Regions from separate parts of the Homo sapiens genome. Here region 2 is linked to region 1. The links are chromatin loops, found by intact Hi-C in ENCODE. Cell type or tissue: ascending aorta. All regions are shown on one strand. Links, peaks and the distances in the headings refer to the core of each region. The heading gives the core; the rest is flanking DNA.

Evidence for each region. Hi-C counts contacts between places; a loop is a spot of excess contacts. Peaks named below come from ENCODE experiments on the same cell type or tissue, not always from the same donor. Only the 100,000 strongest peaks of a DNase experiment are listed, where the experiment ranks them.
Region 2: a loop joins it to region 1, with 7 times the contacts of the local background. A loop is called at or near these places in 9 of 110 quality-filtered maps.

Annotation. Positions count from the first base shown.
Region 1 is chr2:1,819,418-1,826,087 of GRCh38, reverse strand. All of the region lies in intron 21 of MYT1L (myelin transcription factor 1 like), which reads left to right. It overlaps LOC124905967 (a long non-coding RNA gene), which reads right to left and starts at 2,543. Exons shown (of 4, transcript XR_007086192.1): 1 at 2,459-2,543; 2 at 1,118-1,793. In ascending aorta, for the core only: a CTCF peak has its summit at 2,695; DNase peaks (open chromatin) are centred at 2,087 and 2,627; H3K4me3 peaks cover 984 bases; H3K27ac peaks cover 1,974 bases.
Region 2 is chr2:1,651,969-1,654,468 of GRCh38, reverse strand. PXDN (peroxidasin) reads left to right here. Exons shown (of 23, transcript NM_012293.3): 15 at 1-69; 16 at 684-841. Among named protein-coding and RNA genes, the nearest start is that of LALTOP, 28 kb to the right of the region's middle. In ascending aorta, for the core only: no CTCF peak of the experiment used is centred there; DNase peaks (open chromatin) are centred at 18, 848 and 1,188; H3K4me3 peaks cover 899 bases; H3K27ac peaks cover 2,500 bases.

The sequences.
Region 1 (6,670 bases), core at 1,679-4,178:
GGTTCCTGGCAGAACTCAGCTCCTGAGCTTGCAGCTGTCAGGCCCGACTGTCCTGCTGGACGTTGGGCAGAGTCGTCCTCCGCGGATGAGGCCCCCAGGTCCTGGCCACACAGCCGGTGGCCTCACTGCTTGGCAGCTGGGCTGGGGTCTCATAGGATGTCACCCCATCATGGGGGCAATGACTATACTGTGTTCACAGGACCATCCACACTCAAGGACAGAGGCCCACGCACGGCAGGTGCACACGGGGAGACTTTGGGGCCACCTTAGCATTCTGCCCACTGGAAGGGGACTATCCAGCCACTGCGCTAGGATCTTCAGAGAAATAAAAATTTCAAGACAGTCTCTGTCCCAAGAAACTTAGCCTGTTATAATTTTATAGGGAAAACCAATATACAAACAAAAAATTAACAGTACAAACAAATAGGATCATTCTTATATCCAATAAAGAGATGGGGAACCTGATCTTTTAAAAGCGGGTTCCCATATGTGAATTAATCTCAATTAAACAAACAAAAAACTTTGACGTTCTCATAATTAGTGTGAAGCTAAGACTGTAATTCCAATCTTTTGATTTCTCCAAATAATTTCTAATAAACATAATATTACTTGATTCTTAAGGGAAGAGTAAGTAGGTTTTCAGGAGTATGCCAACTTTTTAATGGAATTATGTTATAACATGTAAATTCTACCAATGTATCTGTTTTCTGTAACTGAACTAATTTCTGTCTCCTCCTCTACTGTATGGTGAGAGCTTGCTCGCCATAACTAGGTCGCTGTGGTGCCTCCCCCCCATCTTCATCCCAGGTGCACCTTTGGGGCAGGTGGCAGCTCCTGGGGGGCCCCTTTCCCTGCCAAAGCACCAGCCTCATGGGCAGCTCCTCCACCTTCCCGGCTCCCAGCCCTGAGGCCTCTCTGTGTCTGTCGCCATCAGGAAGGCAGGGGAGTGGCGTGTCTGAGGTCTCTTTCCCCAGCTCCATGTTGCTCTCAGGGGAAAGGGAGAAAGTCTGGCTCTCAGGCCACTCTCTGAGGACCCACAGGCATCCAAACCCCTTACTCCTCTCCCTCCTGTCCTCTCCCTTCTCTGTCTCCTCCCTGGAGATTCCTCCACCGCTACCTGATGGGGATGCATCCTTCCAAATCTATGGCTGCTGCCAGGAGTTCCTCCTATCTCTGGGATGTGTCATCCACAAAGCGAAGCCTTTGAAACGCAAATGCCTTTTTCTCTGATTTTCGCTTCTAACAGCTGTTCCTTGAAGCACCAAATGCTAGCCAAAATGGTGGTAAAATGCATAAGAAGAACAAATTATGCATCAGCCGGGATACTGCGGAGTCCTCCCCCTCTCTCTCCTCTGGATGACTCAATATGCATCAGCCGGGATACTGCGGAGTCCTCCTCCACTCTCTCCTCTCGACAACTCGCTGCACGGATCCATCCCTGAGTGCTGGTCAGTGCTCCCCAAAGGAGCCGCAGAGGGCGGCGTCCCGGCGCCACCCTCGCATGGCCTGGCCGGGGTGTCACAGGCTGGCCCCTGAGTTCTCACAGGGCCCAGGGCACAAACTTCAGGACGAGAGCAGCTCAAATGCAGAGGCCCATGCCCCTCTCCTCCCTGTGCTCAGCCTTCTCTGGGATCCGAGCTCTCCGTCCAGGCTGGCGCTGACGTCAGACATGTTCTGGCCTCTATCCTGCCAGCCTTCTCAGCACTCTGGGTTGGAGGGAACATTCCAGGAAGGCAGTATTTCCCAGAGGACAGAGCACCGCCCTGCTCTGCTGGGCACAAAATTACCTAACCCTAGAGAGACGTGGAGAAAATACCAAACTGAATCTACATTACAGATTGTTGGAAGAATTGGTTGGGGTCATGTATCTAAAATGCTTAATGCAGGCTCCTAAGCATAGGAATATGTTTAGTAAGTCTAGTCTGCTTTATTAGCTATTATTTAAATTTGTTCCATAGCAAGAATCACTCTCTGTTTAGAATCCAAACTAAAAACGTTCCCCAACCCCCATGGAGAGGGCTTGGCACGTTCCCTAAAAAGTCACTGAGCATCCCACATCACCTCTGCCCGGCGGCCCCGCTGGGGGGGGAGGCGCGGCCTCATCCCATGGGTCGTGCCAGGGACGGCGAGGCCCAGGCCAACACTGTGCCACGTAATGGTCACTGGACACCTGAGACTACTCAGCTCTTGAAGTTTGGCTCCTGTGACAGAGAACTTTTAAAAATTGTTAGATTTCAGTAAATATAAATGTAAATTTGACCACACGGGACGAGGGCCGCCACCACTGGCAGTGCAGGGCTGAACACGCCTCCAGCCACGGATCTTCCTACAGGGACCCAGCCTCATCGCTGCTCGTGCCAGGAGCCTGACCCACCTGCAGGGCTGAACATGCGGCCAGCCACGGGTCTTCCTACAGGCACTCAGCCTCATCGCTGCTCCTCCCAGGAGCACGACCCACCTGCAGGGCTGAACATGCAGCCAGCTGAGGGTCTTCCTGCAGGCACCCAGCCTCGTCACTGCTTCTCCCAGGAGCCTGACCCAAGCCCCGCCTGCAGCCTTCGCTTCCGTCCTGGGGGAGCTGCTCAGAGGCTGCCCTCCAGCGTCAACCACACCCACTCCAGCCCACTGCCTGCTCCCTCCTCCAGGACCCCGGAGCCGAAGCCCTGAGCCAGATAGGGTGGACCTGAGTGCCCCAAGTGGAGAGAAGGCTACAACTACAGCTGCCACAGCTATATCTATGACAATGAAGGTTGCAGCCACAACCACAGCAACAACAGCCTCACAGCCACAGCTCTGACAACAGCAGCAACAGCCCTCACTACCACAACCACCACGACTATAACAGCCAGCACCACCAGCTGGGTGCCCCTGCTGGGTCTGCCTGGGGAGGCCAAGCTGCCACAGGGCTGTGCAGCAGGACAGGTGTCTCCTCATTGAGGATCTTTTCCTCCCACGTGTCGATGCCATTTGAGGAGCTTAGGGCAAAAGCTCACATTTGCAGAAGAGTTATGGTTCACATGTTAAAAAGAAAACGAGGTGCAATAAGGTCCCTTTCACAGGTGTAGGGGCCAGGCCATCAACATATCCCTTCAGGAGACACAGCCAAGCCACAGCAGTGATAACGTTAACAACCGAGGCTCCTGAGAGGCAAGCAAAAGGAGAAACAAAACTAAACATTTCCCTTCTGCTAGGATTACACTCAGTCCTCAGCAGCAAGCAGCTGCTCCTGAGAAAGAGAAACCCTCCAGGAGAGGAGGGTTTCACTGTGGACACAGCAGCCCTGGTGAGGCAGTGGCTCCTTCACAGGAGAGGAGGGTTTCACCGTGGACACAGCAGCAGCCATGAGGCGGTGGCTTCTGACTGCCAGGGACCCAGATATCCGGGTCCTGCACCTCAGCCCCTGACACTCGGAGACCACCTCAGGGTGAGTTTGCTACCACAACAGCCATCCTGTCCCTGGAGGAAGGAAGGGGACCCTCTCGAAGGACACAGGCTGTAGGCCACACTTCTGCCTCCACCCTCAGATCCATGTGGTCCCAGGGCCAGCCCTCGCCATCCTGTGGCAGCCAAGTGCCTGCTGAGCACGCAGGAGCATCCCTGGGGAAGAGGGGCTGACAGTGGACACACCCTGCGCTCTCCAGGAAACAGACCCAACCCACACAAAGATGGCAGACACCTTGCAGAAAGGTGCACGTGTGTTCCTCAATACTGGGTTTATTAGGCATCTCTATTGGGAATCCTAGCCAAGCTCTGCAGACTGAAATCACATATATCTCCACTAAATCTTAAAACACTACTAAAATGACCCACTCTCCTCTTATAAACCCACAAATATAATGCAACTAAATAACTAAATAAGGAAGGGAAGTGCAGACCATCCCATCCACAAAGCACTGGGAGCCGCCCAGCCCAAGCACACATGGCTCAGGCCTCAGCTCCCTGCAGAGGAGCTGTTGGGGAGGGAGAGGATGGGGGTGGAGAGAAAGAGTGAAGAAAGAACCCAGAAAAAGAGGAGTGAAGAGCATGCAGAACCTCCATAGAAAAGAGGCTGGGACCTAGAGTGGGGATTCAGAGTTGGTCGGAAAACAGAGGAGTAGTTGAATTGTCTAAGAGGGGTTCGACTCCCGGATGCCCTGCCACAGGCCTCCTTCTCCCCGGCAGAAGGATAAGCTAGAACAGAAGCTCTGGAGCTAGTGCTAGGAAGAGCTGGAAACAGGATGAGCCGTTGTACTGAAGATGGGAACGTCAAGTGAGATGGACAGGCCCCAAGGCCTTGGTCCCGTGTGGCTCCGGGAATCCAGCGGCTCCTCCTGCTCCTCTGCCTTCTCCACTCCCCGCCACTCCAGACAGAGCAGGGGCCTCTTCTCTAGAACCAACAGATTCAAGATAAAGGGCCTCCAGGCACCAATGTCTGGGATGTATGCGTGAACAGCCAAGGACTCCGGCCACTGAAGGCAAGCAGTAAACAACATGGCAGAAACCAAGCAAACAAACCAGCCTTACCAGGGGGCAAAAGAAGCTCAGAGGAAGCAGAAACATTTCTGGAAAGAGGAGCAATCTTTTTAAAAACCTATAATTTGTCATCAGACAGAAAAGAACAGAAAGAACATTAAAATATATTGTATTCATAACCCAAGAAACATTCAGAGAACACGAATATCTATTTTAAAAAATAAATAAAAAGTTTACTTTGAAAGTTAAAATGTAAAATTGAGGTAATGTCCCATAAATTATAAAGAGATGAGAAAAGAAGATAAAAGATTTTGTTAAAAAAAAATAAAGAATTCAGGAGAGTTAGTAATCAACTAATAGGAGTTTCTGAAGAAGTAGCGAGAGTAGAGCAAATGGAAGAAAGAAAATTCCCAAAGAAAGAAAACAAGGAAAATCCCCATGGCAGAGATCTTGAGTTTTCAGATATAAAGGCCTCGTTGAGTAGCCACGCAATCATGAAATGGTTCTATGTCGTCCGGGGCTCTACCTGAGAAGCAGGACCAGTAGGATTTATATATGGACGGGTTCATCACAAGGAACTGGCTGACACCATCTGGGACCGGCTCCACAAGTCCAAAATCTGTAGGGCAGACAGGCAGCCTAGAAACTCTTGTTCAGGAGAAGTTCCATTCCACAGGGAGAATTTCTTCTTCCTCGGGGAAACCTTAGTTATATTCTTAAGGTCTTTTGACTGCTTGAGTCCGGCCCACTGAGAGTATTGAGAATAATCTCCTTACTTAAAGTCAGCTAGGCCAAGTGTGGTGGCTCACACCTGTAATCCCAGTATTTAGGGAGGAGGACGCAGGAGGATCACTTGAGCCCAAGAGTTTAAGACCAACCTGGGCAACATGGCAAGACATCATCTCTACAAAAAATTTAAAAATTAACCAGGCATGGTGGTACATGGCTGTGGTCATAGCTATTTGGGAGGCTGAGGAGTGAGAATTGCTTGAGCCCAAGAGTTGGAGGCTGCAGTGAGTATGATCATGCCACTGAACTCCAGCCTAGGTAACAACAGCAAAACCCTGTCTCAACAACAACAACAACAACAACAAAAAGCCAACTGATGGTAGATGTTAGTCACTCTACAAAATACCTTCGCAGCAACACTTAGATAAGTATTTGATTAAACAACTGGATGCTGTGTCCTCTCCATGTTGACATATAAAACTGTCATAGCCAACCACACAGAGGTTCATCATCATGAAATTTTGAGAACCTGGAGTGGGGATACAGAGAAAGAGAGGGACAAACAGAGACAAAGTGAGAGACAAAAGAAAAGGAAGCTAAGAGATGTACTCAACAGCAATGCTGGAAACAAGAATCAAATAGAACAATGCCTTCAAAACTCTTAGGAAAATGATTGCACACTCAGTATTCTATACTCAACCAAACTATCAATTTGGAATGCAAAAGCAGCAAGCCCCATCCAATGGGTGACCAAGCCCCAGCCCTTCTTACTCCTCTTGAGTGGGTGCTCTCTTCTGAACCCATTGCTGCCTCAGGCTGTACTCCCTCATTCCTCCCCCAGGCCCCTCTGCCAGCTTCCTCGCTGGCCCCCCCCCACTGCCCTCTGCCCTCTGCAAGCATCCTCCAGGCTGCTGCCAGTGAGCTCTCTACCAAGCAAACTCTACTGTGTGGTTGCCAGGATTACATGCTTCCAATCCTTTGTCATTGCCTAGAAGCTAAATCCATTCTCCTCTGTAAGGCACTTGAGATCTTCCCTAATAAGCTCTTACCCATCCCTCCAGCTCCCTGCCTCTCTGCCCCTTGGTTGCACCCAGACCTAAATTCAAAGCTGAAGACATGCTGCTCAGGCTTCTTTGGCCCTTCCACTGCTCCTTGTCCTCTTCAAACAAATGTCTGTCTTTAAATACCCATGCGGACTCCACCTCCCTCTGTAATGCTGCAGAGCATCACATCATCGGACCATGTGCATCCCTGTAGGGCATGTGTATTCACAGGGGCCTCTGCCCGAACTGCACTGGCAGGGCCCGAGTGTAGCATCTGTCACTCACGGGTGCATGGAGAGAGGCTGCAGGAGGAGGAGTGGAGGGTGAGGCTGGTGCTGGATGGCCTGGGTATAAACTCAGCCCTGCCTTTTCTGACTGTATGGTCTGGGGCAAGTTAGCTGTTCTGCGTCTCGATTCTCTCCTCTGTAAAATGGGATGGTCATAGA
Region 2 (2,500 bases), core at 1-2,500, 170 kb after region 1:
CTCCATCGTGGAAGCGATTGCGACTGTTGACAGAGCTATAAACTCAACCCGAACACATTTGTTTGACAGGTATCGTGGGGCTGTAAACACGCTGACCCTCAAATCACTGAGCTTTAGGGTGAAGGTGGGAGTGATTAAAGAATGCATGCAGTTCTAATATATGAATTTTGATTTGATTATCTGATGATCAAAATGTTTAATTTAAAAATCATGAACAACATGGGCATCTGAGTTTTCTGGGGGTTGAAATAACAGAAGGATGTGTGCTTTTCAAATAGAATTTGGCTATGATCCACAACCAAAACATTCTTTGAAAATTTCAACTCATTCCTTTGGCTTATGACTAAATGATTTGGCAAAAACAAATAGTTTAAAAGTCATTAGTGTATTTGTTCACGTTGCTGATTCCAAAGCAGTTTTTCTGCATCTTATGTGAAATGCAATATCTGTGATTTTCTCTATTGACTTAATTAATTATTTGTTTTTAGTGTCTTCCGGTTTTTGTCTGTTTGTTTTGTTTTTGTTTTGTTGCCTCCCACTTCGGATGAGGAAGGTATAGTACATTATGTTGTAGAAAGTAGCCGTAGAAATATTAATAGCAATGATTATATTTTGGGGTACTATGAATTTTATCTTCAGTAATTTGTTTCATTCTTCCTTTCTTCCCCCTAAACTCTGGTTAGCCGTCCTCGTTCTCCAAATGATTTGCTGGCCTTGTTCCGGTATCCGAGGGATCCTTACACAGTTGAACAGGCACGGGCGGGAGAAATCTTTGAACGGACATTGCAGCTCATTCAGGAGCATGTACAGCATGGCTTGATGGTCGACCTCAACGGAACAAGTCAGTGCCAAAGCCTTTTCTTCCTCCTCCATGGCCTGAGTAACGGGGTTGAACACGCCTCAGTTAAGTCACATTCCTAGGGAAGAGTTCCAGCATTTTCTTTCCCACTGTGCTTATGAACTGTGAAATTATTTCCTTAAACTGTGATTCCTCTTGAGCCCTACAGCCCTGTCGCTCTCACTTTGGTTTAATAGGAATCTCTGGGGGACGTGAAGTCCCTTGGAGTGCTGATCAGGCTACAGCAGGTCCACCTGCCCTGAGTGGGTTATGCCATCCTGGCCAGGGTGGGTTATGCAAGCCCAGTCCCTCTGCAACAAATGAGCCATAAGGGAGGACTTGGCAGCGTGCTTGCTCCCTGAGTGACGTTGTGTCCTGGGAATGCGGTGCCACGCGTATTAGGAGGGTTGTTTTGGAAGAGTCCCGGGTCTGTGAAACCAGCTGATGAGATCACCTCGGGCTGGTGTGGAGATGCTGTTGGGGGAGGTATGTCCCCCACTCACTCTGCTCTGGCACTTTGCCGTTGCCCAGTAAATAACAGATGCCTTTACATGTCACGATTGTCCTTGCTGGTAGTAGTACTATTGATGAACCCATAGAAGACCCTGACTTTCTCATGTAAAAACATCATTTTCAGCAGCAGCTGGTTACTCATGGTTCTGTACACACACACACACACACACACACACACACACACACAGAGCACGGAGGAGAATGTAACAGTAGCTGTCCCTGTGGGATGAAAGAACTGCTTTATAATTTTTCAGTTTTCCAAATTGTTTTCATTGAGCATAACTTTTACGATTAGAGCAAAAAATGTTCTTCAATGGTTAAATGAAAGAGACGTGGAATTGAGACCTGTAGGGTGATATATGCCCGTCTTCGGAGTAGAGTGTTGCTCTGAGCCAGCCCCGTCCTGTTAGGTTTTGGAGCCCTGTTGGTGCTGAAGCCTGGGCACCAGCCAATGTGAAGCTGTATGTTCCGCAGCTCCTGCTTCCTGATCCTCTCCTGGCCTCTCGTGGCTGGGGGCGGGGGTGGGGGCAGGGCAGGAAATGTTGGAGTTGGAGACCTCTGGATGTTTCTGCTTTTCTCGATGGGTGAAACTCCAGCCTCACCTCCCAGGCACATTCTTGGGGAGAAGCATCAGAGCCCATTTTGTTATTTCAACAAGTATTTATTGGGCACTTTCTGCTTGTCAGGTGCAGGGGGAGACTAGGATGAGAGGTACCAGGCATGGGTCCCAGCCCCTTCCCAAGTCCCTGGTGCCAGTCTCCTGGTAGAAAGGCCATGTTCTCTTCTCCAGAGAATGAAGAGGGAGTTACTAAGTGTAATTTCTTGCTACTCCCTACCTTTCTTCATTTAGTTACAGGATCAGATCTTTAAACATTACTGTGGCAGCCCAGCAAGTGGGTTCTGCCGCCACCACAGAAATAAAGCCATCTGGAAATGTCTCCTCAAAGGCAGGCTGTTGGAAGCTGTTCCTTGTGAGGAATTGCATGTCCATTGTGTGTCATTACATGCCAATTATAGAAAGATTTAGACTCAGGGAAAGACAGAAAGGAAAGAGTAAAATCACCCCAACAATGTGAAATCATTTTATACATTTGCTGTTTACCCAAGCAGCAGTTAGGTGCACATGCAGGCACTCATTTCTTCACTTAT